Linked DNA regions of Mus musculus: regions 1 and 3 are each linked to region 2. The links are chromatin loops, found by intact Hi-C in ENCODE. Cell type or tissue: heart. All regions are shown on one strand. Each heading gives the region's core, and the rest is flanking DNA. Links, peaks and the distances in the headings are about the cores only. Region 1 holds the start of Arl5b (ADP-ribosylation factor-like 5B). Region 2 holds the start of Gm13270 (a long non-coding RNA gene). Region 3 holds the start of St8sia6 (ST8 alpha-N-acetyl-neuraminide alpha-2,8-sialyltransferase 6).

Region 1 (10,876 bases), core at 3,296-8,295, 1.8 Mb after region 2:
ACTTAAAATCCCCTAATAGTGTTTACAACTAGCCATGAAGCTTCTAGTTAACGTGCTTTAGAGAACAAGAGTCTTGATGTGAATTCCCTGATGGTAATGAGGTGACAAGAGTTTAAAAATAACTAACCAAAGTCAGTGGGATGTTTTATGCTTGAACATGATGAATACTTTTGTCTCCAATGCCACTGGGTTAGGGTTTGCTTGTTTTGGTTTGTTTGTTTTGTGCTTTTTGTTGTTCTGAGCCATATTTCATAGGTAACTATAGAGGAGGGTTTTTGCTTGGTGTGTGTTTAATCTTTTAAGTTTTCACACTGGCTTTAAAATATATATAACTGACACACCAAGTCTTTACTAGGTGAAAATTCCATGACAAAGACACTGCCACAGCTCAGCACAGTGGTTATAAGCAGTTTTCAAGGAGTAAAAGAAAGTTCCAAGAGTTGTAATAACTTTCCACAATCTCAGAAAAAGAAAATAGGCTATAGACCAGTAAGCCAGTTTCTAAAACAAGTACCCAGTTTTTCCACAAGATCATGTATCTGTGGTCAATGCATGGGATTCCTTCCTGACTTCATCACCTGAAACTAACAGAATGTGTCTGGGACACAGGTGTTAAGTGTTGCATGACATGCCTGACAGGACATAAACATCTATTCACCCCCAAATAAGAGTGATGTGGCTGAAGAAAAACTTGACAAGTCCAAATTGAAGAAATACATTAGTTTGCTAGGCTTGCTTACAGCAGGACAGGCAGCCTCCCCTCCAGGAACCACCACACTATTTTATATGGCTGTGATATGAATCTACAGCAGTTAACATAAAACTAGTTTCATAGAGCTACCCAATATAAAAGCAGCCAAGGGGGCACAGGTGAATCAAACTCTGGGAAAGGTTATGTGTCTATGTGCACTCTATCCTTGCTGTCACCAAGCACAGTCTGACCTGGGAAGGGTAGCCTGTTCTGCTGCATTCAGGCAGGGAGAACAGGTAAATGACATCTTGGTGCAACATGGAATGCTTTGCCCAGGATTCAGAGGGCTAGACCACCCACACAAAGGAATTTCAACAGACAACTTTGTAGTAACCTTGACACTAGATATAGTTGAAGTCTTTAAAAAAATAAAGAAAACTTGAACTTGAAAGTCCATGTGGGAGAAATTTCATTTCCACATAGAATACTCATTGTTTGACATATAAAGGGCACTCCCTGAATGACTAATCAAACCTTTGTGAAATAGAAAAGGAAACTGTTGTTAAATATGCATTTGATATAAAGTAGTTCACTACTTCAGAACACTTGAACAGTGACCAGAAAACATGTGGTAAATCTGCAGTTAGTAGAGTGGAGATGTTCTGTCTAAGCAATGGAAGACTCCTATATAAACATGCAAATGTCACAGAGACTTTAGATCTTTAAAGGGGTAGTATGGGCCCCCAAGCAGGGACCGGTGGGAGAAATAAATATGATGTGATATCATCATTTTAAGTTTGGTTATGACCTCATTTTATCTCTGAGGATTTTATTTCAGATTGATCTGGGGGACTGACTTAATTCTGGATTCTACACTTCTCCATTACAGGAAACTTCTTTTTCTTTCAATGCTTTTCTCTTGTATGAGTGTGTGTGTTTGTGTGTGTGAGTGTGTGTGTGTGTGTGTGTGTGCAGGTCCAGATGTACATATGTGCACATATATGTGGAAACCAGACATTGATGTGCACTCACAATTACTCGCAGCTTTCATTTTTGGGATAAGGTCTCTCACTGAATCTGGAGCTGGCTGACTTAACTGGATTGACTGACCGGCAGCAAGCTCAAGGGATCTGCACGTCATGTCTCTGCCTCCCCAGAGCAGGAATTACTGGCTCACACTCCTGGCTCAGCTGGATGATGACGACCATGATGATGATGATGATGAATCCAAGTGCTGGGCATCTAAAAATCAGGTCGTCGTGCTTTCATGGCAAGCACTTTACTAACTAGAATTTCTACTTAGTCCCATTCATTTCTTTAATTGTTTATTTTTGAAGACAAACATCCCTATTTAGCCCAGGCGCTTCTTGATTCACAATCCTACTGTCTCAACCTTGTGAGAGACAGAATTATAGGCATTTCTAACACCCACCCCCTCCTGATAATCTTAAGAGTTCTGTAAAGATAACGTAATATCTTTGCATATCCATTTAGCCACAAATCTAATCCTGTCAATACAATATTCAGCTTTTCTAATACAATTGGCCTCATCTGAGAAACTACAAATTAGAACTTACAGTGTTTGGAAAGCCAAATGAATGAATAAATGAATAGAATCTGGTTCAAAATGCTGCCAGAATTAAGCACACAAACGTTTGGACTGATTCATCATTAGTTCTATAAATTATAATCCACACCTTACTGGGATTTCCTCATTTCTCCTGCTGCTATTATGAAACACTAAGGACTAAACTCCCTGCAAGCCAGACCTCTCTGAAGACTTAGCAGTCCAGCTACTACAAGCCTAAATACCAGCTCTTTGGTCCTGAATGTGTACTTAACATTTGAGAAAGAAACAAAACAGTAAAGATTCTGAAAATAAAATGCTTTTAACTTTAGAATATGGGGCTTATCAGGTTGTTGAGTGAGTAACTTCTTAATTGTTAAGAATTTTACTAGAGATCTAGACTGCTGTGGTTCATATTCCAGTTCTTGCAGCCATGGGCAAATTATTAAAGTTCTTATATTTCATTTTTCGGATCCATTAAGTGGATATAATATTTCATACTTTATAGTGTTACTACAGACCAAACAAATTACATGAACTGACTTAAAGAGTGTAGGAAAAGGGCAACCTTCACTACGTGTTAAGATATGTTTATACCCATGTTGGAGGAATGGTTGTCAAGAGTCTTCACTCTGCAAGGAAGAACTAAGTGACCCAAATTCAAACAGATCAGGAGTTAACTCGTCTATGTAAGGGAGGAGTGCAGATTTCCGGGTTTTTAATGGGAGGTTATATAAATGTGTAATAGGCCTCGCCCTAAGTACAAGATTGTAACAAAAGGCAGGGTACATTGTTTATAAAGAGGAGAGGACCATGAGCATCGCACAAAATGGGTCAGCTTCAAAACCATCCTACAAAGGGTATTTTACAAACCACTGTGCCTTTCCTGGATCCAGGAAGACAGTAAGCATGTCTCCAAATGATAAGCACAAGGTGACAGCTTCCAAGCACCTGTTGGGAGACTCACTGGAGAAAACTCTGGGGAGGCTTGCTATGGTGATCCCAGAAGTACAGAGGAGAGAAAAAAGCCACACTGCTCACATATGAGCAGAGTCATAAACTTAAAGATATTTTGGTCTAGCAAAAATTATGAAGCTCAAGGTATTGTGTAACCTCTGTGAATTTTAAAACAACTTCATCAGAAATTTATCAATACATTCTTTTCTACTTTCAAGAATGATATTAAATTGTTTTCAACAATTAATCATCTACAGCATCTAAAAGTGTCTAATAGGATATTCCTGAATGAAATTATATTGATTTCTTCGACCATATGGCAGAAAAGAACTTCCGTATGGGCACTCAATCAACCCTGGTTCATCTGGAAATCAGCAAACTGGATTAAAATTGTAATTGACATGAAAATGTTTGATGTTTTTGAAGAGTGGCTTTTTTTCCTGAGCTGGCAGAACACACAGTTTCTTGAACTCTCTTTTTTTCAAGGCCTGTACAAACTGATCTAACTTAACTGATTAATAAGTTGAACTCAATGCCAAATATATCAAGTTTTTCCAAGTATCACCTGGTCAGTTTACATTGGTTCCTCCTAATCTATATAATTTTCCTTTTTTTAGGCCTTGTAAGTTAACATTTTACTTCCTTGAAACTTCAGTTTATTTTATACTAATTTAGTACTTATATTTTGTTGGAGACATTTTAATGGGATTCTACTTCACTGAAAGTTGTCATTTCATAATATTTTCACGAAGTTATTCTTATCTCATGAACTCAAACTATATTCATTTTCAAGTGGCACCATGATACACATCAATATTACCTCTTGTATACCAAAGGCAACACTGAAATTAGTCTCAACAAAACCTTAAAGGGATATTTAAAGAAAAAGTATTTAGTTTTTGAGCTACATTTAAGACGCTTATGCTCAGATTTTTCTATTTTCATTACATTTCTGACAAGCATTACATATATATGTATATATAATGTATTATATATATACATACATATATAGTCAATACACATGTACAGTATAAACAAGTTCCATTTTTTCCTAACATCAGTACATGCATCAGCATTTATTAGTTTAGGCAATATTCAACTGTATTTGTGAGCATCTATCATTTGTTTCAGTCAGAGTAAGTTTCTTTTCCTTCAGGTTAGCAAAACTTTCAAATTTCTAAATTCTAACCTGAAAAGGGCGTTAGAGAATCTTAAGTCGGCTTTTTAATAATGAGGCCAAAAGTAGAAATGATAAGTTTGCGCAACCACAAACTCATTCAAATTTGTAGTCCAACGGATGATCATTAAAGCTATGTTTGAACAGGATCAGTACAACTTTTCCTCTGTAGGAGAGGCTGGAGCTATGGTTTAGTATCAAGAAGTTGTTGTGATCTTGTACCCGAGTTTTCAAGTCTTCACTGTCCTTTGAAGTGTAGCACTAGCAGGGCATCTTTTTTTTGTTTGTTTTGTTTTTCGAGACAGGGTTTCTCTGTGTAGCCCTGGCTGTCCTGGAACTCACTCTGTAGAACAGGCTGGCCTTGAATTCAAGAAATCCGCGTGCTTCTGCCTCCCGAGTGCTGGGATTAAAGGTGTGCGCCACCACGCCCGGCCACTAGCAGGGCATCTTAAGCTATACTCATTTGTTTTATTTGGAATAGGTCATGGGACAGTTTACCTTGTTACAAGGTCAGGCTGGCAGGCTTCTTCTCTGGTTATGTGGGGCCCGCCAGGTGGCCTCAAGGACTAGTCTGGCCTATGAAGTTTCCAGTTTCAACTGGTAAGGATTTTGAGATTAACTACCACACCTAACGCTTGGCCAAACTGATGGCACTTTGATTTTAGAAACTTAACTGGACCCTGGCTACAGGCATTCCAGCACGCACGTCCCTATCAATTCCATTCAGAATTAAGAATCACGCTAGAATCCCAACACTGGGACAGGAACGGAAACCCACTCCTCCGCTTCAGTCAGAGGACCGCGCCAGCTGAGGTTCCTCAGGCGGTCAGCAGCGAGGGACGCGGTGGCCAGGCCTCGGGGATGACCGCTGCTCTGGACCTCAGTCCGCGTTTCTTCAGAGTGGCAGGAGAGGGAGCGCGCGCCGAGGAAATCCCCAGATCGGCCACACCCCGCCTCCGCAGACGCCAAGCCCGCCCACCATCCGCACACCGGAAGTGTACAGGGAGGACCCGCCACGTCCCAGGCGCCCGCTGACGTCAGCGCGCCGACGTCACGTGCCGACCTTCCGGCGATGGGTGGTCCCGGGCGTAGGTGGGGAGGCGGGGCGGGGGCGGGGCTCGTGGCCAGCCCAGGCTGTGCAGGGTAGGTGGGCGCAGACCGAGCGACTACGGGTCGGGGCTGGGCTCAGCGCGCTGCGAACAAAGGAGTCTGCGGCGGTTCCCGGCTCCGCGGAGGACCAAAGCTTCGCTGGACTCTTGAGGCTCCGCGGCTCCGGATCGGCTTCCCCTCGGTTCCACCGCGGGCGCCGCGGCACCTGCCGCCGAGTGCTGCCCAGGAAGTCTGTCCCGTCCGGGGCTCATGATGGGGCTGATCTTCGCTAAACTGTGGAGCCTTTTTTGTAACCAAGGTGAGGCCGGCGGGAGGGTGGACGCGGCGCTGGCAAGTCCAGATTGAGATCTGGATAGGGTTCGGGGTAGAACTCGGATCTGGGGACCCGGAGCCCGGGCAGGGGACGCACCCGATGGCCAGGAATCCCACGCGTGTGCAGCTTTTAGCCAACCAAGGTGAAAACATATTCCTGCAATCTGTTTGCGGGCCTTTCCGGTCTCAGCGAACCATCTTTTAGGTCTGATTAGCCCCAAGAAAGTGTCTCCCCGAGAACCCAAAACTTTCCGTTTGTTTAACACGAAACAGGAGTTTTGCACTGTTTACCTTCCTCTTGTCTATGCCAATGCACCTTCACGTTGTCTGACTTGGCTCTGATTTCTGTTCGTCAAGACTTAGAATGAGTGAGTATTCAGGTGCACGGGTTTCTGAAATTTTTACACATACACACAGCTTCCCCTCCTCCCCGTAGGCGTGAAAAAAAAAATCTAAATGCTCTCGGTTATGTGTAAGATGTTACGTGGCCGTAATTATTCTAGAACAGGTCATGAATTACCTAGAAGTTGTAAAACCTGTTCCGAGGCAGAATAAGCAATGCTGTCTTGAGAAGAGTCACTACTAGACAGAAAGGGGTCCAATGATAAAGTCTTCGTCTTTCTTGTAACAGAATGGTTTCTGAGTATTAAGACCAAATTTTGTTCCCATTTGTTTCATTTTGTAGGGCATGATTTATAAACTACTTTTGTTTTTATGAAGGTACCAAGTCTTTGCCATTATTAAGGTCCTTTGTTTTGTGGATTTAAACCGTGAAATCATTTTGAATGGCATTAATTCACTTGTTCTGAACGCTGATTTTTAAAAAGCCCCTTTCAAGCTTATGAATACATGCAAGCACACTGGCACATGTGTGTGTATGCAAGTACCACAGATAAATACTCCCTTTTAAGTGACTTTGGAGTGTCCAAACTGAAGCTCCCGGCGATGTTTCTCAGTAATGTCATGCACTATTTTTCAGCAACTTAACATTTTCTAATGATTGTAAAAGTACTATGTCAAGAACAATTTCAACATATAATTAAATATATATTGATTACACAATTAAATTTGTGTAAATAAAAATGAATTACGCAATATTACCTTTTATCAACCCCCCCCCCCCCACACACACACCTTAGCAATAAAAATGATCAGAGTGTTGGTTCTCCCTTTATAGTAGGTTATTGCTGCTATCCCTGTTCATTAGAGGATTCCGTATTCAGACTGGAATGGGGCTGGGGAGATGAAAAGGGCAGTCATTGAAGATGATGGAAGCCTTCATGTGCCCTGTGCCTGCCTTTACATAATTGTTTGGTTTTTCTAGAGCCATCTTAGAATTTCTTTATCTTTCCTGCTGAAATGTAGAGACAGGTGCTTGTATCACTGTGTTCTCTGTGCTCATGATTAATTTCTTCTAGTGGGAAAACCAGTCCTTCAGATTAGACCCAGTTAGCTACAGAGATCCAGAACAGAATCTGTGCTCATAGAACACTCAAGAGTTAGTGTAGGAAATTGTTTGCCGAAATGTGCAGACATTTGTAAGTGTGGACTGATGGTGCCAGGGAGTGATCCTTCTCAGGTGGTTTGCAGAAGCCTTTCAGGGTAAGGTGTACACAGACTCAATGAGGAATAGGAGTTTGGGTTGAATGTAGACAGAGTAGAATCCGGCATATTGGTGTAGGCAGATGAACTGCTGCTTGAAAAGAGGTACGTTGGATACACTTAAAGAAATTGAACATGGTTTAATTACTGTTTGTTTGATGAGATTGCAGAAGTAACCAGGAAATTAGATCACCAAGGGTCTTTCTTACATGCTGACCAAGGCAGTAAGCAGTAGGGACCCATGAAGGGTTTGGTCATTAGGTATTTTCCTGATGGGGAATAATGAGATCGGACTCATACAATAGTCTGGAATTTTTGTTTTCTGTAGCAACAAATTAAGTACCAGTGTTGGCATCTTTCTCACCATTGCTCATTTCAGTTATTCAATGGTGCCCAGGTAGAGTTAGCATTGGAATAATATGTCCAAGTCTTCACTCTACCTGTTAAGTGAGAGTGAGGTGGTCTGGAAGCCAGTGGGGTGATGGTTGTCAGAGAACTGACAGCAACCTACAGGCTCTTTCCCTTATCTGTCATTCAGTATGTCCTCACTCTTGCCTCAGTTTTTTAAAGAGCTCTAAGCATCCTTTTATGTGTGATATCTTCCTGGGGATAAGTTACAAAGCTCTGCATTGTCTAATGGAACTTTGTAGTCTTTCATTTTGTAATAGAAGGCTGATAAATTATCACAGGTGGAGCTAACCTATGGTTGTCCGTGTGTTCTTTTTTTTGTTTTTGTTCTTGTTGTTTTTTTTTGTTTTTGTTTTCTCGAAACAGGGTTTCTCTGTGTAGCCCTGGCTGTCCTGGAACTCACTCTGTAGACCAGGCTGGCCTCGAAGTCAGAAATCCACCTGCCTCTGCCTCCTGAGTGCTGGGACTAAAGTCATGCGCCACCAATGCCCGGCACCATGTGTTCTTATAGAATACTTGCTTGCCTATATGGGGACTGCGTGTTTTGGCTCTCCTCTTAACGCTTCCAAGATTTCTTATTTTTTCCTTTTTTTTTTTAAACTTGATTTTTAAAAGTTCTCTACCTTGCATTGGCCTGGTCTTTATCTCTCTTTGTTGTGACTGTATACACTATCGGTCAGCTTTTCTCTTCGACAGAAGGACAGATGACATAAAGCTTTAATTGTAGTTCATTTTCACAACCAAAAATCAGCAACTTATTTATTCTGGCACCTAAATCATTTCTTCCTCACAGCAGATTTTTTGTTGTCCCCTGGGGCCCTCTCAGCTGTTGATGAGTATAACTTTGCCTGCTGGCTGTTGTCTTAATCGTTTCCTTTGGACTAATTCTGCTCTTAATTCAAGGCTTTTGCTGATTTCCTAGGCATCCAACAAAACCTGTGCCCTGTCCCCTAGAGTGTGTTTGTTCCCTACTTTTGAAAAGTCCGTCCTTGATTTCCTTCAGATTTCCGATCCAGACTCACTAGGTAGAGTCGTTTTTTCCATAGATGCCCAGGAGCAGCTTTTGCCCTAGTACCAACTCTCTGTGTAATTGCTGGTATCTGGGTAATGCTTATCTCTGTTTATAGTTGTATTGTAAATTTCTTGGTCATTTGACTCACTCAGTAGAAATAATCTCCTTGAGGTGTGAACTTTTTTTATTCACTGCTTTATTCACAGTATCTGGCAAAATGTTTTTATTCCACGTGCTAGGTCTTGGCTTTATTTTATTCAGCATAAAGTGCTGTACCACAGTAACATATGCATTCTACTTTATCATACAGCTCGCTGGGAATTTGAGCCATGATCATCTATCCCTCTGACAGGAGGAGGAGACAGTTACATGCCTCTTTTTTCCTCCCTGCATAGCAGTGCTTCGGACCTTCGGTTTGTTCTCCACTGAGTTTTCATTAGTGTGATATTAAAATTTGGTTCTGTGGAGCCAGTTTGCTCTAATTGTCTTACTGCTTTCCCTTCATTTTGTTCCTAGAGTAAAAATGGCATCGTCTTGGTTTTCTTTGTGCATTGGCTGAGAGGTTTTGTAGGCCTAAGCTCGGCTCTTTAACAGTTTTTCCATCTTGCACCTAGCAGATGCTGTGTCTTTTTCCTCCTTTTGGAATTCTTAGTACATAGCTGTTCCGGGTTTCTCTTTGTTAACATTTTCTGTACTTATCTCTCCCTTTAAAAGTATACAAATTCAGGCAAGCACAGTGGTGCACACCTTTAATCCCAGCACTTGGGAGGCTGGGTTAGCCAGATCTGTGTGAGTTTCAAAGCCAATTTGGTCTACATTGTGAGTTACAGGACAGCCAAGGCTATGTAGACAGACCCTCTCTCAAACAAACAAAAGAAAAGTATAAAAACCCCAAACAAACAACAACAAAAATGATACAAATTATTGAAAAGATGCCATGGAGGTATCTATAGAGCTTGGTGTGGTGGCGCACACCTTTACAGTCCCAGCATTCAGGAGGCAGAGACTGGCAGATCTATTGGAGTACAAAGCCAGCCTGGGTCTACATACTGAGTTATGTAAAGGACAGCTAGGGCTATGGAGAGAGTCTGTGTCCCACCCCCAAAAGGGACATCTATAAATTATATTTTTTTTATTTCAAAATCCTGGAAATGTATCACTTATCTTCAGTTTTGACATATAACTGGCTTAGCTATGGATTGGAAAACATTGCTTTTAGAATTTTGAAGACGTTGCCTTGATCTCCAACTTCCACTATTGCTAAGTAAAACCATCTTGATCGACTTTATTTTGATTGTTTTAGAATTTTCTCATTTTCTCAGGTATTTTTAAGTTTCAAAAAGATATAATTCCTTGTATATCTGTTTTTCATTCATTTTTGTGGGTTCTTTGTAATTTTTTCAATGTAAAGATGTTCCTTTTTGACACTGCAGAATTTATTTATTTATTTATTTATTTATTTATTTTAGGGTTTGCTCCTCTGTTTTTTTCTGGACATTTTATTGCCAGTGCATGCTAAGACGACTGCCAAAGATGCACATGAATGTTTTCTTATTAGCGGTAAGGTTCTAATCTTAGGTTATTTCCTTTGTCTCCATTCTTCGAGCTGAGTATTTTGTTTCTTACTGCTCTGGGAGCATATTTTTGTGAAGGCTCACATCACTCTTTTCTTTGACATTGTCTTATTGTCTATTTTTCTGTTTTGATGGAGTTTTGCAAAGCTTTTTACATTGGAGGTATTCTCCATAAGTCTCTTGTAAATGACTCTCCTCTTACGTCCTGATGGATTAAACAATATGGGTGGTCGAAAGACAGGCAACCCTATGTTCAAGGGCACAGAACTCAGCCCCAAGAGTAATGCTTTCCTCTGAGGTACTCACAGACCCAGGAGAACTTCCATAGACTTTGTCTTCCTCTTAGAGTTAGTATGTAGAAGAGCAGTTTTAAAGTCATAGGGCAGATAAAGTGCTATTATTTTTAAATTTTCTTAGGCTCTCTTCTTGATCTTGGCAACAGTTGATGGTGTCAGCCCTTAACTTT
Region 2 (10,027 bases), core at 5,028-10,027:
ACACAAGCCGTTGACATCCAACATACTGGAGATACCCCTGTCACTCATGTCCACTTCCGGCTGGTTCTTCTCCCTGCTCTCCTCCACCAGCTTCTTCAGTGACTTGGACATGTTCTGTAGCAAAGGACAACAAAGCACGTGGATGATGGCAAAAATGGGAGCCTGGGGGTTGTGGGGCAGGTTAAGGCAGGAAAGGAGCAGAGGCCCAGGCTGAATTCTCCAGGGCTGCCTAGGGGAGAATGGGTATCACCATGGAGTCCTTAATGGAGGACTTGGACCCCGCACACTCACCGCAGCGAGCAACACCTGGTGGGTGTGATTAGGGACCTGCAAGGGAAACTCGGGTGGAGAGCGATGAACTGGATCAGCCGAAAACAGGATCCCGCAGCAGGAACACACCCTGTCCCAGCGATCGCGCAGGCGCACACAAAATCCGGCCAACCCCACGCCCCTCCCGGCCTGACACTTCCCAAATTAGGAGAACTGTTTCCCAGCTGTGGCTCCAGGCGAGGCTCTGCCCACTGAAGAAAGTGGACCCCGAGGCGGACCAATCGTACACGTTTTAGTCTCAGAGACTCCGCCCTACGCTGAGGAACGCCCATCTTCTTGAGTTTGGAACTTGAATTGGACTCAGCAAGTGCATGTGATCTAGATTCTGCGCATGCTCAGTAAGCTAGCTGAAGGACAAAGTTCTGTGGGCGGAAGCAGGGGATTCTAAGCTGGTCGCTGGTACCGAGGTAGACTCTTAGAATGCAGCTTGTGTTGAGGGATTTGGAGTTCCGTCCTGAGAAATCCACAAGTCAGGTACTCTCTTTTGTCCTGCGTCTTTCGTTGCCGGTCCCCTCCCACGGAGAGTTGTTACCGTGAGTCCCTCGTGTGCCCCTGGCTGTCGCAGACCTGGTGGAGGTATGAGGTCTGGATTATGGTAAAGATTCTGAAGACAAAGATTCCGCCCGAAACTTATGTCCTCAGCTGGTAACTCACAGGTTTCTGTATCTAACTGTTTTGCTCCGTTCCTTTTGGTCTTGGGAACTGGAATCTATCTCCCTTAGGGTTAGATGCTAACAGTAAACCACGACTATGTCAGAAGTCTGAGTTGGTGTTTACACCCATGAACCGTGAAATCTTGGCTCTTAGAACTCTCCCACTTTCTTCAAATAGAATGGATGGATAGATAGATAGATAGATAGATAGATAGATAGATAGATAAACTTTCTGCTGACCCTCTGGGTTCTACCTCCTAATGACTAGATCTTGATGACCCAGTAAAAAACTTAATCTTAGTGACAATTTCACACTATTAAATAGGAAATCATTCCAGAATTATTCCTCTGGCATTAGGTACATGACAGATAAGCAGTCAGACAGACGTGCAGAAGTTTAGACACACATATATAAGCAATGAGCCAAGCAGGTACTAGAAAAAGATTCGGCACTTTGAATTTGAAAGCAGAAATTTCTCCTTAAACACACTTCAGATGAAACGATGATACTTGCAATGCAGGCAACTTGCATTGTCCAGGCCTCATCACTTTTTTTTTTTTTTTTTTTTTTGGTTTTTCGAGACAGGGTTTCTCTGTATAGTCCTGGCTGTCCTGGAACTCACTCTGTAGACCAGGCTGGCCTCGAACTCAGAAATCCGCCTGCTTCTGCCTCCCAAGTGCTGGGATTAAAGGCATGTGCCACCACGCCCGGCTTGCCTCATCACTTCTTAAGCTAGACATTTGCTGAGAGCACTGATCTAGCACAGTCTCATACAAGCTGTGGATGCAGTTTCAGTTTCTGTGAGCCCTCTAAGCCCAAAGCATCAATATTTATTAGTGCTTTTTGAAAGGTTACTGATAGTTTTTCTCTGGCTGTTTCTGATGGAGATAGTTTTACTATATAAGTTTAAAGCATCATTTAGGGCTGGTGTAACAAAACGCCATAATTCTGAAGGCTGGAAGCCCAAAGTCAAATGCAGGAAGATTTGATGTCTTCTACCCCTACCCTGCCCCCTTAGCCTGGAGACTGCCGCCTTTCTTTGCACCCTCACATTACTTTCCCTCACCCCAGTTCAGTTCATCCTCCACGCAGCTATGATGACCACAGCAGATCTCTTGCATCATGACCTTCCCTTCTTCCTCTAATGGATATTTCTTTTTCTCAGCAGCTCTAAAGACAATAAGTTTAACCTTACCTCTGTTTGCTAAGTCAGTTTGTTTCAACAGTCTACTTTTGTTGGCTCCTCAGGCAAGAGTCTTTTTTGGTAATTGATCTTAGTTAACATTTCATGTTCAAGCCTGAAGACCTTGGCTGATTTTTCTGCATGATTTGTGTTGTTTCCTGACCCCCTCTCACTGTTGTAAGTGGATTTGTTTCCGTCTAAGTCTGCATCCTTTTCTCCCTGAGTTATTTGTTACGTTTCTTTAGAGACAAGAGTACAGTTCTGTGCAGAAAGTCATCCCCAACCTGCCTTTGCTGGTGCAGGGGAATGGCAGTTATGAGTGTCAGCTATACTACTTCCCCTACTTCCTGCCTTACCATCTCTCACTGCAACAGGCAGCCACACACACAAACAACTCCTGGACCAGCAATTCCCATCTCCGTTGTGCTCCTGTCTTGAAATTATCTGGGGAAACAAGTCCCCTTTGATGTGTTTATAAAAAGATAAAGAAAAAGGGGGTATATTCTATGGGGGTGTGGTGAGGCATGGGGGGCAGGGGGTGTCTCAGTGGCCCCATGCAGAGGCATCCTTTTCCCCTAAGGGACCAGCTACACGAGGGTATAGTATAGAATAGAGTTTATTCAAGGTATGGGGAGGAGAGTTAAGAGAGTAGCAGAGAGATAGAGAGAGAGAGAGAGAAAGAGAGAGAGAGGAAGAGAAAGAGAAGAGAAGTAGAGGCTGGCCCATGGCCATGAGCACTCAGAGAGATGGGTAATGGAAGGGAATGGGGAACGGAAGAGCAAGAGAGAAGCAAGAGATAAGAGAACAAGAGAAGGAGGAGGGGACAAGCAGCCCCTTTTATAGTGGGTCAAGCCTACCTGGATGTTACCAGGTAACTGTGGGGAGGAGCATACTTGGCTGTTACCAGGTAAATGTGGGGTGGAGTTTAGATAGAATGCTAACACCTTTATCAACACATTTCCATCCACTCTCTGAATTTTCTAGAAATTAGTTTTACCCTTGTTGGAGAGAAGGAAAAAATAAACTGTGTTTTGCTACTCTTATAACATTCAACACATTATACTGCCAAAACTTGCTGGAGGAGGCCATTTCCACATCCCAAACCATTCTCCAGCAGGTACCAGCTGCGTCCTACAGTTTATCTCAATTCCGACACTGTACAGATGCAGTTAACATCAGCTCCCACAAGTAGGGGACCTCAGCGCATGCCCAAGACTCCTGCATTCCAGGTGTTCACAAATCTCAAGTTGTAAATGGGTTATCATCAGATCTTCTGAGGGCTGGCTATAAATAAAATTGTCAAATCCATTTCCTCTAGCTAAGTTCATTCTCGGACTGTACTCGGGGTTTATAGCCCTTGTTATTTGAATCTGAATAATCGCTCACAGGCTCCTGTCCTAGCGAATAGGAGATAGGGCCTCCCTGGAGAGAGAGAGCTTTATCTCAGTTGGTTTCCACAGAACGAAGTATCTATGAGAAGGATCCATGCTTTTCCAAGATGCACACTACTATGTCCAGGAAGTGTGACTATAGAATTGAAGAACGCTTACTCAATATTATCATGTAATTCTAAAGTTGAAAACTTATTTTTTTAAAAAAGAGGCAAAGCTCTACAATATTTCAAAGGTAGACGTCTAGGCCTGAGGGGACATACTTAGGTGGTCAGACAGTAGCCACCCCAAAAACATAAGCTCTGTATGCACAGCAAAGGGGGAATGGACTCTGAGTTTTCAAAGGACTCCTCACCAGGAAGAAAACCCTGGTTGTGCTTGCTCTCTTTGTGGGGGTGAATGAGTGATCTTGCTCTGTCTTAAGACATGAGAAGTTCCCAGAAGCCAGATCAATATGGCCTCATGCATGGATGACACCATGGTCTTCTTGCAATTGGTCCCTTGTTCAGCTTGTCGGGGTCTTTTGGATTTAATGATGTTACCCATTGCTTTACCACATTTCCAATACAGCATTATCCACACACTTTAGATATATGCATAGCTAATGGGAAGCAGAGCTGTTTACGATGATACTTCATTGGTGCCGCTCTGTTCCCTACAGAAACAATTTCTTCAGTATTTGAGTGTTGAAGTCAGCTGAAGCAACACTCTCATTCAGCGCAAGTCTCTAAGACTTTGCTTAGCGTGATTAACCTGTACTAAGTTTCTTTCTGTGAAGTTGTCTGATCTGCTGGAGACGGTGGCAATCTCTGAAAGCACTTGGTTTCCTCCTGGAAGTGAAGTAGTGGGTACCACTCTTAGTTACCCACCTGGAGGCAACAACATGCTGTAGGATGCTCTCAGTCCTGACAAAGCTGCAGAGCTAGGGCACCTGAGGTGACACACTCTGATACACAACTGCACCACACTGTGATCCCCACCGCTCAGGGACGAGCTGGCATATGCAAGGGTCTGTGCATTTTTTATGCTTGTTAATAATATAACTGTCTACAAAAATGCTCTGTGTTCTTGGCTTAACTTGAATAGAAATACACAAAATATGCTTCAGGACTAGAGCATGATCCTTCTTGGAACATTATTTCTTTGAGAATTTGCTTTTACTAACACCTTTTAAACAGAGACAGCCAGCTTTTACAACCAAATATTCATGGGTTTCTTGTCTGTTACGGCAGTAGCTTGAAATAAGGCCTGAAAGGTAACATGAAGTTGTTAAATAAAGTACACATAGAATAAGAACTGATGGCCTGTGTGAGTTGTAACTACCAGGCTGGAAGTATGATGCATTTCTGTATGATGTGGGCAGTATGCTATGCAGAATACCAGGGCTTGAGTTGTGTGAGAAAGGTGTGTGCAAAGCTAAAGAGAGGAACAGTCGCTGTGCAATGGAGAGTAAGGCTGATTTTTTTCTGAAAATTTAGTGTGCTGTGGTTTGAATCTGACATGCCCCGCCCCCTCATGGCTATTGGATTGTAACAGTTAGTTGGGTGCCAGCTGGTGTAGCCGTTTGGGGGGCTGCAGAACCTTTGTTCTCCAGCTGGTGGCGCTGTTTGGGGAGGCCATAAAAGCCTGGGCAGGAGGAACTGGGGCGCTAAAGTGCTTCACTTCCTGGTTTTCTGCCAAGTGAGTGGTACTGCACATGCTCCTACTGCATGGCCCACCATGCCCTTTTCAGTGTGATGGAAACAAATCCAAGGAGGAGAAGTCGGAGTTCGTGTTGGGAAGCAGTTTCAGAGGCCACAATAAATCTTCGAGCGCACGTCACAGTGAAAACCTGATCGCAATGGGTTAAAAATGGAGACAATGGAACTGTATGGTTTTAAGAAATGTTTATTACCCGTACTTTGACTTTTGTATAGTGGAAACCATACAGCTATTTGTATCACCAACTTTTAGAAATGTACATCAGTGTGCCAGGATAATTTCTACCCTTTAAAGAACGTTTTAAAAGGTCTCCACTAAATGGTGCATCCAGTAAGGATGGCATGTACACCTGAGTGGAACACCACCAGGCTCTGCCTTCAGAACACCAAATGTAAAAAAATTGGTCATACACTTTCTCTTGTAAAGGCCATAGAAGCTCAGTCCGTGTTTGATGGCGTGGGCAGAGATGGGGATGAGAACCACAGAGTTCTGGGCAGGGTTGCGGGTTGCGTCTGACGGCGCGGGGCAGAGCCAGAGGGGTTACACACAGCTCTCCCGATTCAGCTACTCCACATTATTTCAAATCCTGAAGAAACGGTTGCATACTCCGCATGGAATCTTATGAAGACCCGATTTGATGAAGCATGAAAGGGTGCTACCACAGTGTCCTGCAATTGAGGAGGAGGGGAAGAAAGGTTATTTTTTAAATCAAACATATTTCTAGAAATATCAGCATACTTAAAGTGTTACCTATAGAAACTCTATAGAAGTTCTAAGAGTGAAGCAACATATATTTCTAACTGTGACACACCAATAATTAGTGCATTAATTAATACAACAGAATGCCTCCAGAGACAGAAGGCTGCAAGGCGATGGTTGGGGAGGTAATGGTGGGCCTCACTGGTCTTTTATCTTCTGTGTATCTGAACTAATGTGAACAATGGCACGCATCAGTGCTGTGCCATAAAGCACACCACCCCAGCCAGGCTGCTGGTGTCAGCGCATGCACACCACCCCAGCCAGGCTGCTGGTGTTAGCACATGCAGACCCACACACAACCGCCAGGCTGCTGGCGCTTTACCTTAGCGTTTAGTTCTTATTTCTTTTATTCTTATGCTTTATATGATAGGTTAACATTGTGAAATGTTAATAAAATAAATGGAAAACTCATTACATATGGAAAGGAGTATACTTTGATAATGGATACAGCGTATCCATTATCTCCTTGGATTTGAGATGACACTGAGCTACAAGAGGGAGTCATCCACCTTCCAGCGCCTCTGTCCTTCATCTACAAAGTCCAGAGTGAACTCTTCCTGCAGCACAGGCTGCCAACTGTGGCTTCAAATAGATCTGACTGCTTGGAAGGTACTCAAATCTACACACAGGAGCCATACAAAGATAACAAAGTTATCTCTCATTTTATCCTGCATATAATAGCAAACAGGGTGCCTACTGGTCCCAAGATCAAATTCTTTCCCCATGTAACTGATTTTCCCATATTAAGATATGTTCCCCAGAGCTGTAATGGTGGATATAGTTGGGGAGAAGTTACTTTCGAAACCCAGAGGCTTTGTTTAGTAATCCAGGCTGCACTCAGGTACATGGGAAATAATACATCAAAAAAGTTTCTTCATTAATGTGGGAAGGTGTTAGTGGAGGATCGGTAAGTTATAAACAGTTTAAAAGATGCAGATATGTGTATGCATTCAGATATGAAAATACGTGTGCTCAAATATGCAAATGTGTATATGTATTCAAAGAAAGGTAAGTGGTGAATACATAGAATTCTCAAACTTTTAAACTTACGATGTACTTTCTAATGTTTCTAAAAATAAAATCTTACAAGCTTTAAAATAAGTTTTATATTTTTTTAATTCTCTAGACATCCAGTGATATAATTCTTGCCTTGTTTGGTTCAAAGGGCCGTGCGAATAAAGAGGAGAAAAATTAAAAACAGTGCCCTAACTCCCTGGTAAGGTTTGATTCTGTAGCTTTTAGTGGTAACTGTAATATGACATATCTGCCACTAGATGGTGCTCATACTCCCAAAATAGAAAGCCACTGAATTACAACTTTTTTTTTTCTTTTTTTGGTTTGCATGTGCCTGTAGTTACCGTTACCGTCACTGTTTAAAAAATCACATGTGAAATTTTACATGTGGAAATGTAAAATAGCTTGTTTGTTTACTCACGATGCCACAGAACGGTCCAAAGGGTGGTGAGTTGGCATCTGGACCATTGAAGAGTATGAGGTAGTTCTGGTCACAGCCACCTGGAGAGTCGATACTGAGAAAGGGAAACCCAACAGAGAGAGGCCTTCCAGAAGGAGCAACGATGGTCCATTCACAATGAGTGTTGTTTGGGTAGCTGTCAGGAAAGCCAGGGTTGGCTAATATACCTTCGTTGCCCAAAAGAGTCCCTCCACAGCCTGCAAAGAAAGAATGGACAAAGGTTCCATTTAGCATCCAGCTTGCTTTCCCACACAGGTAGAAAGCGCCCAACATGGAAACCCTCCTCTTGGTTGAGAGCCCCTCCGGGCCCATCCCCACTGGATAGTCCTTTCCCAGTGGCTGTGACCCAAGGTAATTCCCCCGGGACTATTCTTTGCTAACCTCAAGCTAGGAACAAACTGGAAAACAATACAATAGTTACCCCAAGAGAAAAGTCTCCATCTGCATGCTTTGAGGGTACAGCAGACTCCCTGAGCATAGAAAATATTAATGACTGCGAAAATCAACTCACATTCTGTGGCACACCCAGACTGACGACTGACGTCTGACGTCACAGCTTAGATGCTACAACAAAACTCATCAGGCCCACTCTAGCAGTTCTAAGACCTTCTCAACTTCTAAATCTGGTACAATGCCTTGAGCAGGGTCACCTTTCTGTGGGGGCTCTGGTGTGTAATAGCAACAGGGTGCCTATGGGTCCCAAGATCAAAGTCTCTCCTCAAGTAACCAACTTCCCGTGTAAAGATAGAGTTAGCCATGTTTCCTGGAGCATGGAGTTTTCTCTCCTTCTCTCTCCCTCTCTCTCTCTCCCTCTCTCTTCAAGATCAGTTCTTACTATGTAGGTCAGAGTGGCTTACGGCTTCACTCCCTCATGTGCAGGCCTGCGGCCATGGCCAATGCATTCATCGGTTCCTCCTTTTCACCAATCAGGGAAGTTAATGACTGGGCTTCCTTCCGTGTGTAGATTTTGTTTTCTGTGATTATTGAATGGGACCCTCTCTTATCCCTTAATATACTTAAAAGATTCCTTTCATGATTTTTATTTTGTAGGTTCCCAGATATTATAAAATTGAAGTATTGGAGGTATCCCTCTTTTCTCGATCTAAATGTGTTCATGTGACTTAAATTCCCTGCTATTTAATGAACAGTGGACCAAAAATTCAAGAAGACATTTATCACCCTGAAGTAGCAATTACGACACAGGACTGCCACCAAATGATAGGAACCATGAAGGATTGAGCTTCTCATAGACACATACCATGAGACGTGCATACACACGGTCACATGTGCAGCCCGCTGCTCATTGTGGATAGAGCCAGCTGCCTGCACACACACAGATTTGGCCCTGACTTGTCCTGTGATTTCATTTCCTGAATTCTCAAAGAGAACTCCTGGGTATTCCATCCGAAGAACAAAAATAATGTTTACATGGAATGTTTACATTGTCAGACCTTTTATATGAAAATTTCAGTCTTTTACATCAAAGAAATGATAAATAATTGTAGGATTTTGAAAATTCAGTACTCTCATTGTTAAGAAATCTGCGTCTTTAACAGAAAATCATCAGGCGCAGACCTAATGTGCTGAAGGCCGCATTCCTATTTCCTGTAATGTTATTTCCTGTGGTGGACACCCCATCAGCCCACAGGAGCTTCCCTCAGAGTGAGCATCTTACCAGTAGGAGAGGAGGCCCAGATAATTTCATATCCATGGTGGGTGTCTGAGTCATCGCTGTGGAAGTGCAGATACAGTTCATTGCTCTGAGAGAAGATGGGGTTGGGCAGCAGGTTGCTGCAGTACTTGCCAAGCAGTGGTGAACTGCTGCTGCTGCCATTTCTTACCTGTGAAAACCCACCATTGGTTACCCATCCGATCACCTCTGTTTCAGCTCATCACTAACACGTGAGGTAAATCCAGTAGGTTTGTTTTGGTTTTGTTTTCTGAGACAGTATCACCTTCTTAGCTCGGGCTAGCTTGGGCTAGCTTGGGCTAGCCCAAGCTAGCCTGAGACTCCCATTATTCTTGTCAGGCCACTCAGACTCCAGAATAGGAAATGGGGCTTTACATATTCAAGTATTTGTAGATGAAGACATATAAGAATTTACAGCACTCGCCATTTGCATTGGGATTTAGAAATATCTGATAAAGTATAGCCTCAGAAATACTGACATTCTTGTGATATACTAGCCGGTGCCATGATCCTACAGAGTGTTATGTGTGCACACATTTTGAGGAATGCACAGTGGACTTTCAAGGGGGAAGGGGCACCACTGTTTGGCCTGTTTCCAGTTGTACTTTATTCCTGGGATCACAGTGGGGGCCGGGGGAAGGATGCTTCCCACTGGAAAGCTTAAAGTGGCCACAATGAACAAAGAACACCGAAGATCAAAAACAAATCTTTTCCTTGTGGGAAAAGTAAATGGCTCCATGTGCCTATAATATTCCTCACCCTGTAGACCTGCATGAAGAGCTGCTGTTAGCGTGTACATGTTCAATGTGAGAAGCTACCCCACTTCCCTTCATCGTTCCATAGTC
Region 3 (10,876 bases), core at 2,326-7,325, 520 kb after region 2:
GAGGCTATGCCAGTGCCTGGCAAATACAGAAGTGGATGCTCACAGCCTTCTATTGGATGGAACACAAGGCCCCTAATGGAGGAGCTAGAGAAAGCACTCAAAGAGCTGAAAGGTGGAACAACAATATGAACTAGCCAGTACCCCCAGAGCTCATGTCTCTAGCTGCATATGTAGCAGAAAATGGCCTAGTCAGCCATCAATGGGAGAAGAGGCCCTTGGTCTTGCGAAGATCATATGCCCCAGTATAGGGGAATGCCAGGTCCAGGAAGCGGGAGTGGGTGGGTTGGGGAGCAGGGGGAGGGGGGAGCGTATAGGAGACTTTCAGAGAGGAAACTAGGAAAGGGGATAGCATTTGAAATGTAAATGAAGAAAATATCTTAAAAAAACACCAGGGCCAAGAAGTAGGAGTGGGTGGGTAGGGGAGTGGGGGGGAGGGAGGGTATGGGGGACTTTTGGGATAGCATTGGAAATGTAAATGAGGAAAATACCTAATTAAAAAAAATCATACATGGAGAACTGATCTTTGGTGATGAAATTTGCCTAGCCTTAGAGTTAAGACCATTAAAATGGTATTCATAAATAAAGCATGTTTTTACTTAAAAAAAAAAAAAAAAAAAGATTTCCCCTTCAAACAACAGATCTTGCTGCAGTTACCAGAGAACTTTGCAGAGGGCGCTTATACACCTGCCTCCTTTCCCATTCAACCACCTCACTGGGTAGCCACTTCCCCAGTCCCTTCCCTCTACTTCCCATAACTTACATTAAAGCTTATGTTTTAATCAAGGCTGTATTTACATTGGGGTGAAAAGGGCAGCCATGGGTTCTGACTTACTGAGAGAAGGTTGGGACTATACAGGGTTAAGTTTGAGGTAGCAATGGCAGAAGGGGGTTGCTAACTCCTCCAATTTAAAACAAACAAACAACAAAAACAATCATTGGATTTTACCAGTGAAGGCTTGGAAGCCAGATGCTGTGGTGACAACCTGCTGGCTCAAAGAGGCAGAGAAAGCACCCAGCTGACCTTCCTCCCCAAACAACATCACAAAAGAAAAGAGAACTTCTTCACACTGTCTCAGAAACCCTTCAAACAGAATGTTCCTTCCTTCTATTTTCTGTGTGGCTCTCTATTAGTCCTCCTGTCCTCCTCTTCCTCTCTGTGGTTTTGGCCTATGCTCACTCCCTGCCAACTGTGGCTTGCTCCTCCTCTTGACTTATGATTCCATTTAATCCTGTTTAAAGTAACCAAAAGGCTCCTGGATTAAGCACACGTGCTAGAACTCAGCAACACCCATAACTAAAACCAGGTTTCTCTAGTAAATAATACAATCTCGGGGTTCACAGTATGATCAAATATCCTGCAACAGAGAAAAGCAAACATTTTAGTGACAGACAAGGACAGGCTGAAAGAAAATCTTCAGCAGATCCCCCAGAGGTAGCATCAGGATGCCCTCTGGCCTCTGGGACTGCAGCAAGAGCATCTAGAACAAGAGTCAGAAGCTGCAGTTCTTACAATGGTCACTGACAGGAAGCTGGCCATCAAACAGAAAAGTGACTGGGGGGTGAGGGGGTGGCCTCCAAGCAGAAAAGGGATGTTATTTTGCAGATAGGAGAGTTAAGACATACCATGCCCCTTTACACCTATGTATCTAGATGCCATCTTAGAGAAACAAGAAGTGGCAAAAATGGCAATCTGATACATGGAGTGTGTACTTTAAGAGAGAATGAATATTATCAGAAAGAGTTGCTTAAACTGTCACACAAGTATACACACACACACACACACACACACACACACACACCACAGACATGCATGTACACATAAAGGAGTTTGAGAACAGGCTCTTGGCTCCATGTGACCTGGATTTGACTCTTGGTTGCACAACTCTATAACATCAGGAAATTATCTTGTGTGTTTCAATTTCTCAATCTATAAAATGAGGAGAACTGTTTTTTCTAACAGTTCAAAAGCATAAATGAGTTAATAAATATAAAGTGCTTGGATCAGTGTCTGCTACACAAGAAGCATTCAAGGGATGATGGCTACTCTTAATATTGCTAAGATCAGTAACAAGGAAGAGCAGGCCAGCCACTGAGACATGAAAAAACTGCCAGTTTCTCTACATAGCCAAGCAGTAGTGAATTTCAATTTACTCCCCTGCTCCATGAATAATAAAAATCATGAATGAGAAAGATATAAAATAGATCAAAGGACAAAGAGGTTTTTTTTTCTGTCACAAACACAGCAGTCTGGTTTAAACAAAAAGAATATCTTTTTAAAAAATGGACCATATTCAGTAAAAATATAAATTGCCAATATTAGTTCAAGAAGTATAGCAAGTAGATTTTTCAAAGGAAGGATGCCAAAGAAATAAAAATTAATTAGTGACCTCTGGAAAGACCTGGGACAAGAGAACTAAGGAGTATGTGCTTTGGATTTCTCAAAAGGAAACCCCCAGAATGAACAATAATAGTTCAACGACTGACTTGTGGGCAGAAGTCCTCTCACCCTCATTTCATAAGCAAAGCTACTCCTTCCATGAAATCAAGAAAGTTGGGTGAAATCAAGCACATATCAGTCTTTTTATCAAGAGTTTTATTACTCCAGGATTTCCTAGTGTCCCTACCAGACTCGGGAATTCCAATGAGGCACCTGTGGCAATAATTCTTCAGTGCAGTTTCTTCTAAGTACTTCCAGATCTTTCTGAGGATCAGGCCCAGAGCCTTGTGGAAAGCAATGTCCAGTCATGCAATCAGAAGATTAAGGTGGATTCAAGAGCCAAGAATATACAGAAGGATGAAGAGGAAGAGAGAGGGGGAGGCAGTATACAAAATTGCCATCGTTATAACAAAGCAGAACAGGATGCAGCCTGCTCCGGGGACGTGTGGAAGCAGAAATTGATTCAACTCTTCTTGGAAGCAATTGGAAAGAAACGTGATTTAGAACGTTAAATGCACGTTCATTTTTACCTAATAATCCAACTTCCTATCAGTCCTCCTAAGGAAATGAGTCTGAAATGAAGATAAAGATTTACATACAAAGATAGACTCAATAGAATGTCTCCTAGCAAACAAAACGAAATGAAGATAGGAAAGCATTTAAATGAGTAAAGAAAAAATTATTAAATAGACTACAGAATATTAAGATGGTGAATAACTAGTAACAAGCAACATTGGTGGGAGGTGGTAAAATCATGTTCAGGCCTATGATCCTTTAGGGGAAAAAGATGACACACAAACACAAAGTACAATCTCACATGTACTTTTCACATATAGGAAATAGACATTACAGAGACATAAAGTAGTCCTAACCTGAAAATGATACCTGGGTCTGGGCTCTGAGTTAATATTAAATTCTCTTATGTATTTCCCCTATGGCTTTCTATATTAAGTTGTGTTATTTCTATAATCAGAATAATAGATATCCAATAATTACTGTACATTAATACACACCCACAGTAAGGAAGAAATGTAAGTTCTTTTTCATCCAGGACAAACACACTGAAGAATTGTATTCCTTCGATCTCAACACAGATGCACTTTAAAGAACAGAAAACAAAACCCACAAACCAAATCTCTCAGTAAAGATAGACAAGTGCCTTCTCTGGGGTTTTCCACACACCTTTATCTACAGAATTCAGTACCCATCTTTGAAAGTGTAGCCGATATGGAGAGATGTGTTTTTAAAGGTTGATGTGCGTAGTCTCTCTCTCTCTCTCTCTCTCTCTCTCTCTCTCTCTCTCTCTCTCTCTCTCTCTCTCTCTCTCTCTCTCTGTCAAAGACAGACAGAGACAGACAGACAGAGATATCCAGGCAAAACGCTCAAGTGAGTTCCACGGGTCTCGCAGTCTTGCCCAGACCTTGTCCATCTGTCCCTAGTGGCCTTAGTACCTGTTCCTGGTGCGTGGTACCGGGGTTGTCGGGCTCCAGAGTGTCTTCAGTGCAGCTGAGGTACCACTGGTGTCCTCTCTGCTTCCCTCCATCAACAGCCTGCACAGCCAGGGAGAAAACTAAGTTATTACACCGCGTTGGAAGCCAGTGTGGCTGGCAGACTGGGCACTGCACTCCAGACGTAATCAGAGCATCTTTGTGCACCCCAGCTCCCGGGATGGGTCCCTAATCTTGAAGTTAGACAGGAAAAATCCCATAGGACAAAACCAGGAGTAGAATGGGGGAGTCCTGGAGCCTGGCGGGAAACCTCTTCAGGAGGTTCCGCTCTGCAGCTCCCTCGCCCACAGAGGCACTATCCGGAGCCCTCCCAACCCCGACGTGTCCCTTTCCACTTCAAACCAAGACATCCGGCCAAGCGTCGCCTCTCCGCGACCCCTGATCTCCACCCTACCCTCAAGGAGCTGCTTAGTCAAAAGTCTAAAGTGGTCAGTCACCCGGATCTTTCCGGGCGTCCCCTGGAAGCAACACCCAGAGCACAGCGTGGGCGCACCGGACCTTTCAGGTGGGGCGAGTTGAGGCCGGGGAATTACCTGGAGCGGGCAGGCGCGTCGGCTGGGCACCAGAGCATACGCAGGAGGAGCAGCAGCATCAGGCTGCCTATGAGGGCGAACAGCGTGCCCCCCGATCTCATCCTGAGCCACGGGCGTCCTCGCCGCCAAAGCTGCCGGGGCGAAGCGCAGCCCGGGCGGCACCGACTCGCCGCTCCGGTCACCGCCTTCGCCGCCGCCGCCACCGCGGCCGCTGCCACGCACACCCCCAGCGTTCAAAGGCGGTGGCGCGGGCCCGCACTCTGGGGGCTGCCCAGAGCCCAGCCTGCAACAGTGTTGCTGGGCACCGAGCCGAAGAAGCCGCGTTCGGGCTCGCTCGCTTCTTCCAAGCCAGCCCCGGCCGCCGAAGCTGGCGAAGCTGGCGGACAGCTAGCGGATGACGATTCTCCAAGCTCGTCGCTTGTCCTCCCGGAGGCGCTCGGAGCCGCTGCGGGCTCTGGTCGCTGCAGCCGCCGCTGCCTCTGCCTACTGCTGCCGCCGCCGCCACGCGGGGTCACCTGAAGGTTGGGGTATGAGCGCTCAACTCCGCGCTGATTGGGCTCCAACTTTTCAGCTGCTCTCACCTTCGCCCGAGTGCGCGCTTGGCCCCAAGTGACCCACCCAATCACATTGCGACTCTGCTATGTAGCTGAGGCCCTGAGCTAGAACCTGGAGGACTGAAGAGAAGAGCAGAAAGGACCCACTTCAAAAAGTTTGCAAACTGGGTTGCTCAGTTGGATCCTCCCACGTGCCTGAAAGCTGCCAGGAACTTGGTAACGTTTGAGTAGACTGGCATTGCATGGCACCTTCCCACGACGTTCCGTGGACAGTTGACACCAAATTACCAAGAGATCTTCAAGGGCAATTTGTCCACCCACCTTTGACCAGAGTCATCTCTGCTTGCTTTAAAACAACTGTTTTATTGGACATCTTTGTGTCCAGTAATTTGTATTATTGATGAGCATGCGATTGTGTGACAGATTGACTGCTTATAAGGGCAGAATTGAGTAGTGGTGACTGCGAGTCTATAGCTCTCAAAACCTGAAGTGTTTACCATTGTTTACCAAATGTTTTTCAGAAAAACAGATTTGCCTACTGCCAATGGAGGTGATCTCTGGATTTTAAATTCTTGCCTAATCCAGAACCTAATTGGAATTATAACGAACACGAGAATTTCACCAATAAGAGAAAAATGCACCAACCAATCATAGGCAGCTAACTCATCACACCACGCAAAGTCAGTTACCTACATGTAGCCAATCAGGTGATCCCTCTACTAAGACTTTGTGCCCGCCCACCAAAAGCTTGCTGCCCACTGATAGGCAGATATCCCCTCTTCTGTTTCCCAGTGCTGCCTAATTCACGAGTCCTTCTTTGTTCAAGTAAATGGTTGACATTTATTTGTCTCAAATATTTCTTTTCTCGTAGCTATAGGTCGACATCCAGTTTCTGTGTTGAAACTCTATCCTCCAACTGTGATTTGATCCTCAACACGAGGCTGGAGAGATGGCCCACTTGAGTTGGATGAATTAGCTAGGGCAGGGTTCAGTGGGAGGATCTGTGCCAAACAATAAGGTGGAGAGTGATAGAAGACCTCACTCAATACCAGCCTCTGGCTTTTGTTCCTGTACATACGTGCACGCACACATGTATGTACAACACACACACACACACACACACACACACAGAGAGAGAGAGAGAGAGAGAGAGAGAGAGAGAGAGAGAGAGAGAGAGAGAGAGAGAGAGCGCAGAGGGCAGGAGTTTCCTTTCTCACTAATTTGTGAGGGGAGGGGACAACCACCAACCATGAACTTTACAATGCTGTAACTCTGACCTTGAACTCATCCAGATTTTTAAAAATCCGTTGTTGTGTCTTCCACCTAGGCAAGAGTATTTATGAAGAGCTGTAACTGACGAGGACAAAGATGCTTCCTTCAGACCATATTGAGGAATATCTCACTTGTTAGGTAAACTCACGTTTATTGATCAGAACCTCACCTGATGCAGAACAATGAGCCAATGATGAGATGATATAATCTGGCTTTCCAATTATTCTTTTAGAAAACTATCCCAACTCTTTTAGCCTTAACCTATGCTGTCCAAGCATGGTCCATCATCTACCCTAGCCCCTAAGGTTAGGCAAGGCTTTCTCTGCTCTATCTGTTACTCTAGATCCCTGAAGTACACCAACAGAGCATAAACTTCATCATTTGTCACACAGGTACTTCCTGTGATTATTCATTCTACTTTTGAACAGCTGAGGTTATTCCAAAAGCAACCTGAATGCTATATCATTTGGGGGGAAAGCTTAATTTAAAATATCTAGAAGAGCCAGAGAAGTGGCTCAGTGGGTAAAATGGAGTACTGAAACCCAGATTGCAGCACCCACATAGATAGCTAGGCAGCTAGGTCTGGTAGCTCAAGCCTGTAATTTTACACAACACTGAGGTGGGGTGGGAATGGGAGAACTCCAGGGCTCTCTGCCCAGTCAATCTAACCAGGACTACTGAGAGGCCCTATCTCATAAATACCATAGAGAGCAATAGCGGAAGATACCCATTGCCATTCTATGCTCCCCCACCCCCAGCCACACACATTTAAGGATTTCTAGTTCCTGGTGCCAATCTGTATCTCCTGGAAAAACACTTGGTTAAAACCAAATCAGAAGTTTGCACATAGTTGATCAGTAAATGGCCAATGAAGTGAAACCACTTTCAAATAAATGTTATTCTCAAAGAGAAGGATTGGGAAGCAGAAAATAAATGTGACTATAGATATGATTTTCTTCTACAGCTCACCACTGTTGTTAAAATGTCACTAATCAAGAAAGAAGAAAGCGCTATTTTTACACAACTGGACCTTTTTAGGGATTCAGTTACTTATTCCACATAGGAGTAATGTGGCTAATTCCAACAGTGCTAAAATGATATAGCAAGATGGATCAGGGATAATGTGCTTGCTCTGAAAGCCTAACAACCTGAGTTGGATCCCTGAACCTACTGGGGAAGGAAAGAGCCAATGCCTAATGGTTGACCTCTGACCTCCATACACAGGAAATGGCACACATGTGTCTATAATTAAGCACACACATCATGTGTGTGTGCACACACAAAGAATAACAAAAAAATCCAAATTAAAGAACAAAGGTTAACTAAAGTAAAATGAAGTGGTGATACAATTCTACATAGTTAGAAGTTTATTCCATCTCTTAAATGAATAGGTACAGCAGACTTATCCTTGAGAGCAGAAGGGTTGCCTGGTTTTGGAAAATATCCTGAGTTGTATTTCCATGCAGACAATTCATACTAACAACAATCTGCAGAAAAGGGAAAGGACATTAGGAATCCACCAGGAAGCTGCAATTTCACCTGATTTACTAAAGTTTAATATTTCAGCACAGCTGGGCTCAAGGCAACTGCAAGTGTCACCCTTGTGCTGGGTCCCCTAAACACCCTTGCTGCAAATGGAGTTGTTTTCTATCATGCCCATGGCTATAGTCCGGGGACTTACAAAAGCCCATTTTGTGAATTTGCAATGGGAATTCAGAGCTGAGCCTTAAAATTTGACAGTGGGAACTTTACCTTAAGCCTCATCATTTAAGTCTTGGGTTGGTAAGGTATTAATTAACTTGCTTATCCTTGAAAGACAAGAAACTTACAAAAGCATCGTCACAAATACTATTTGTCAGTTGAAAACTGATACCAGAGAAGCTATCAACTTTCTACTTGCAGGTTTGACCCCAGAGATCTCTGCCAGGTAAGATTGGGGATATGGTAAGACTAGGAGTTCAGACCCGAGGTCAATCCTCTGTGCTCACTAGTGTGTGAGCAGACCGAATTCTGCCTGTTCTAGGCAGATAGTGGGTTTCAGAGGGCATCTTCTGAGATTTCCAGGTTTTCTGTGTTTCTAGTTTACAAAAGAAGTGCTATTTTATGGGTCATTTACACAGTGCTGCCTTCTCCTGCATTTGTTTACCTACTGCATTAATCAGGGTTCTCTAGAAAATCCAATAATCCAGTAGTTGCTCACAAGACTGGATGGCTCAGCTGGTCTTCATTACATTCTGGAATCCCAAAGAAGTAGTCTCTAATGCCAGTGAAGGCATGGACTCGCTAGCAAGGTGAGCGCAAGCAGGCAAAGAGCAAAACCTTCCCTTTCCCATGTCCTTGCAGAAGTTGTGGCCCAGATTAGAGGTGAGTTTTGCCAGCATTTCAAATGGTCTAGAATAAAGGTTTGTCCTCCCAACTCAAGATCTCCAATAAAGTCACAATTGCCTACCTCAGAGATACAGATTAGGAGTAGATCTTCCTACTTCATATTAATCAAAAATCCCTCAAATGTGTGCCCTCCATCTTTTGGGGGGGGGGTAGTTAATTCTATATGTAGTTAAGTTCACAAGCAAGGGTAGCCATAACACCTAACATGCATGTTCTGTCTCTTGATAGTAGTAGTAGGTTTCCAGTCTTTCCTTCTGTCACTGGCTTTTCACATGCCATGTGTGTGTGTGCGCGTTTGCATGTGCGTGTATGTGTATGTGTGTTTGTGCACACACGCATGTATATGTTGTATGTATGTGGTGCATGCACACATGTGTTTGAAGGTGGAAGCCCTGCTCTATCACTCTCTGCCATATTTCTTTGAGACCGTTTATGTCACTATACTTTGAGCTAGATTGTTCACCCACCAACAAACCCTAGTGATCCTCCTGTCTCAGTTCCCCACAGTGCTGGCTGGTTACAGGCACAGGTGTGGCCACACCCAGCTTTTTACCTGAGTGCTGGACAGCCGAACTCGGCTCCCCAGGCTTCCATAGCAACTCATGTCCCCACCAAGGCACTGTCCCAGCTCTAATGCATTCATTTTGATTCCCTTTTATTGCCTTCCTATTCTGCCACATCCCAACATTTGCTGCTTATATAATCTTTACTATTCTTTATGCATTTTTCCATGAATGTTCCTACTTCAAGAAAATGACTTTAAAAAGAAAGATTGTGGCATATATATATATGTTTGAATAACTGAAAATCTTCCAGAAAGTTAAAAGTGTTTTTATTTGGAGCATATGGTTTTATATAATAGTAACAAATGTTATTCAACAACAACAAAAAAGAGGGCTCAAAGAAAACTAGGGATATGTTTGGTTTCTATAGGCATAGATTTCAGGATTCATGAAGATGGTTTCCAAGTACAGACTGTTTAAACAATGTGTGTATGTTTGTGTGTGTGCATGTGGTATACATACATACATATATATATGTACATATATATATATGTGTGTGTATGTGCATATATATATGATAGATAGATAGATAGATACAAAATATATCTATCTATATCTCTTTAAACATCAGATAGATGGAGAGATCTCCATGGATATAAGAATCATCAATATAAAAAAAGAAATGAATGCTGTAAGGCATAAAGAACCGGTGCACCAGTGAACCCTCATTTACATGACATTTTCCCCTTTCTGTCTAGAAAGGAAAGTATCTGATGTCTCCAGACTGCCTGATCGGTTTTTGCAATATTAAAGATTTGTGAGAATGGCAGGACAATACCACATTCATAACGTTAAAACTACTCCTTGGAGAGGAAATTCATAAGAATAGTATAACCAAAGCTGCATACTTTCAATAAATCATAGAATATAAATAAAAGCAGAAATAATTTCAGGAAATCGATGACCTTGTATGAGGGACATATCTTCAGATATGTCTTATTGCATATCTTTGTCCACTTCTAATCAAATATAAAATATAGAAGGAATTCTAAAAATAAAGCTGGTTTAACTTTAAGAGTAACTGAAATTACACACAAAAATTAGGATCATCACTTACTTTACAAAATATGGTTTTAGTGTAAAAACATTAAAATTAAAAAACATTGATCTCTGAAATCCAGTTAAGAGATCATAAAAGATCAAAGAGAAATGGAAACAGTTATTTAAAAATACTGTTTGGCTGATGTGCTTTCCCATTGCCCATTGTACCTTTGTTTTATTTTAATAAAAAAAATGGTTCAAAATTATACAATGGAAAAAAAGAAACAAATCTTCAACAAATGGTGCTGGTCTAATTGGGTGTCTGCGTGAAGAAGAGTGCAAGTGGATACATATTTATCACCCTACACAAAACTCAAGTCCAAGTAGATTAAACACCTCAACATTAAACCAGATACACTAAACATGATGGAAGAGAAAGTGGGGAATAGCCTCAATCCATTAGCACACAGGAGAAAACTTCCTGAACAAAACACCAGCATCTCAGGCACTAAGATCAACAATTAATAATTGGGAACTCATGAAACTGAAAAGCTTCTATAAGACAAAGGACATCGTCAAAAGGACAGAACAAAACAAAAAAAAAAATCCCTACAGAATGGAAAAGATATTCACCAACCCC

Evidence for each region. Peaks named below come from ENCODE experiments on the same cell type or tissue, not always from the same donor. Only the 100,000 strongest peaks of a DNase experiment are listed, where the experiment ranks them.
Region 1: it touches region 2 in a loop (5-fold over the local background); 4 of 42 quality-filtered maps call a loop at or near these places.
Region 3: it touches region 2 in a loop (2.6-fold over the local background); 10 of 42 quality-filtered maps call a loop at or near these places.

What each region holds. Positions count from the first base shown.
Region 1 is chr2:15,049,775-15,060,650 of GRCm38, forward strand. Arl5b (ADP-ribosylation factor-like 5B) reads left to right here and starts at 5,546. Exons shown (of 6, transcript NM_029466.5): 1 at 5,546-5,800. The coding sequence starts at 5,755. It also overlaps a transcript of Nsun6 not described here. In heart, for the core only: a CTCF peak has its summit at 5,294; a DNase peak (open chromatin) is centred at 5,467; H3K4me3 peaks cover 2,956 bases; H3K27ac peaks cover 2,183 bases.
Region 2 is chr2:13,270,909-13,280,935 of GRCm38, forward strand. Cubn (cubilin (intrinsic factor-cobalamin receptor)) reads right to left here. Exons shown (of 67, transcript NM_001081084.2): 65 at 9,168-9,333; 66 at 7,454-7,689; 67 at 5,430-5,927. The coding sequence ends at 5,820. Gm13270 (a long non-coding RNA gene) reads left to right here and starts at 669. Exons shown (of 3, transcript XR_865976.2): 1 at 669-804. It overlaps Rsu1 (Ras suppressor protein 1), which reads right to left and starts at 507. Exons shown (of 9, transcript NM_009105.4): 1 at 292-507; 2 at 3-114. The coding sequence starts at 111. In heart, for the core only: CTCF peaks have their summits at 5,153 (motif pointing right) and 7,282 (motif pointing right); no DNase peak of the experiment used is centred there.
Region 3 is chr2:13,788,866-13,799,741 of GRCm38, forward strand. St8sia6 (ST8 alpha-N-acetyl-neuraminide alpha-2,8-sialyltransferase 6) reads right to left here and starts at 4,655. Exons shown (of 8, transcript NM_145838.1): 1 at 4,479-4,655; 2 at 3,889-3,987. The coding sequence starts at 4,579. In heart, for the core only: a CTCF peak has its summit at 4,746; a DNase peak (open chromatin) is centred at 4,936; H3K4me3 peaks cover 1,582 bases; H3K27ac peaks cover 768 bases; H3K27me3 peaks cover 3,924 bases.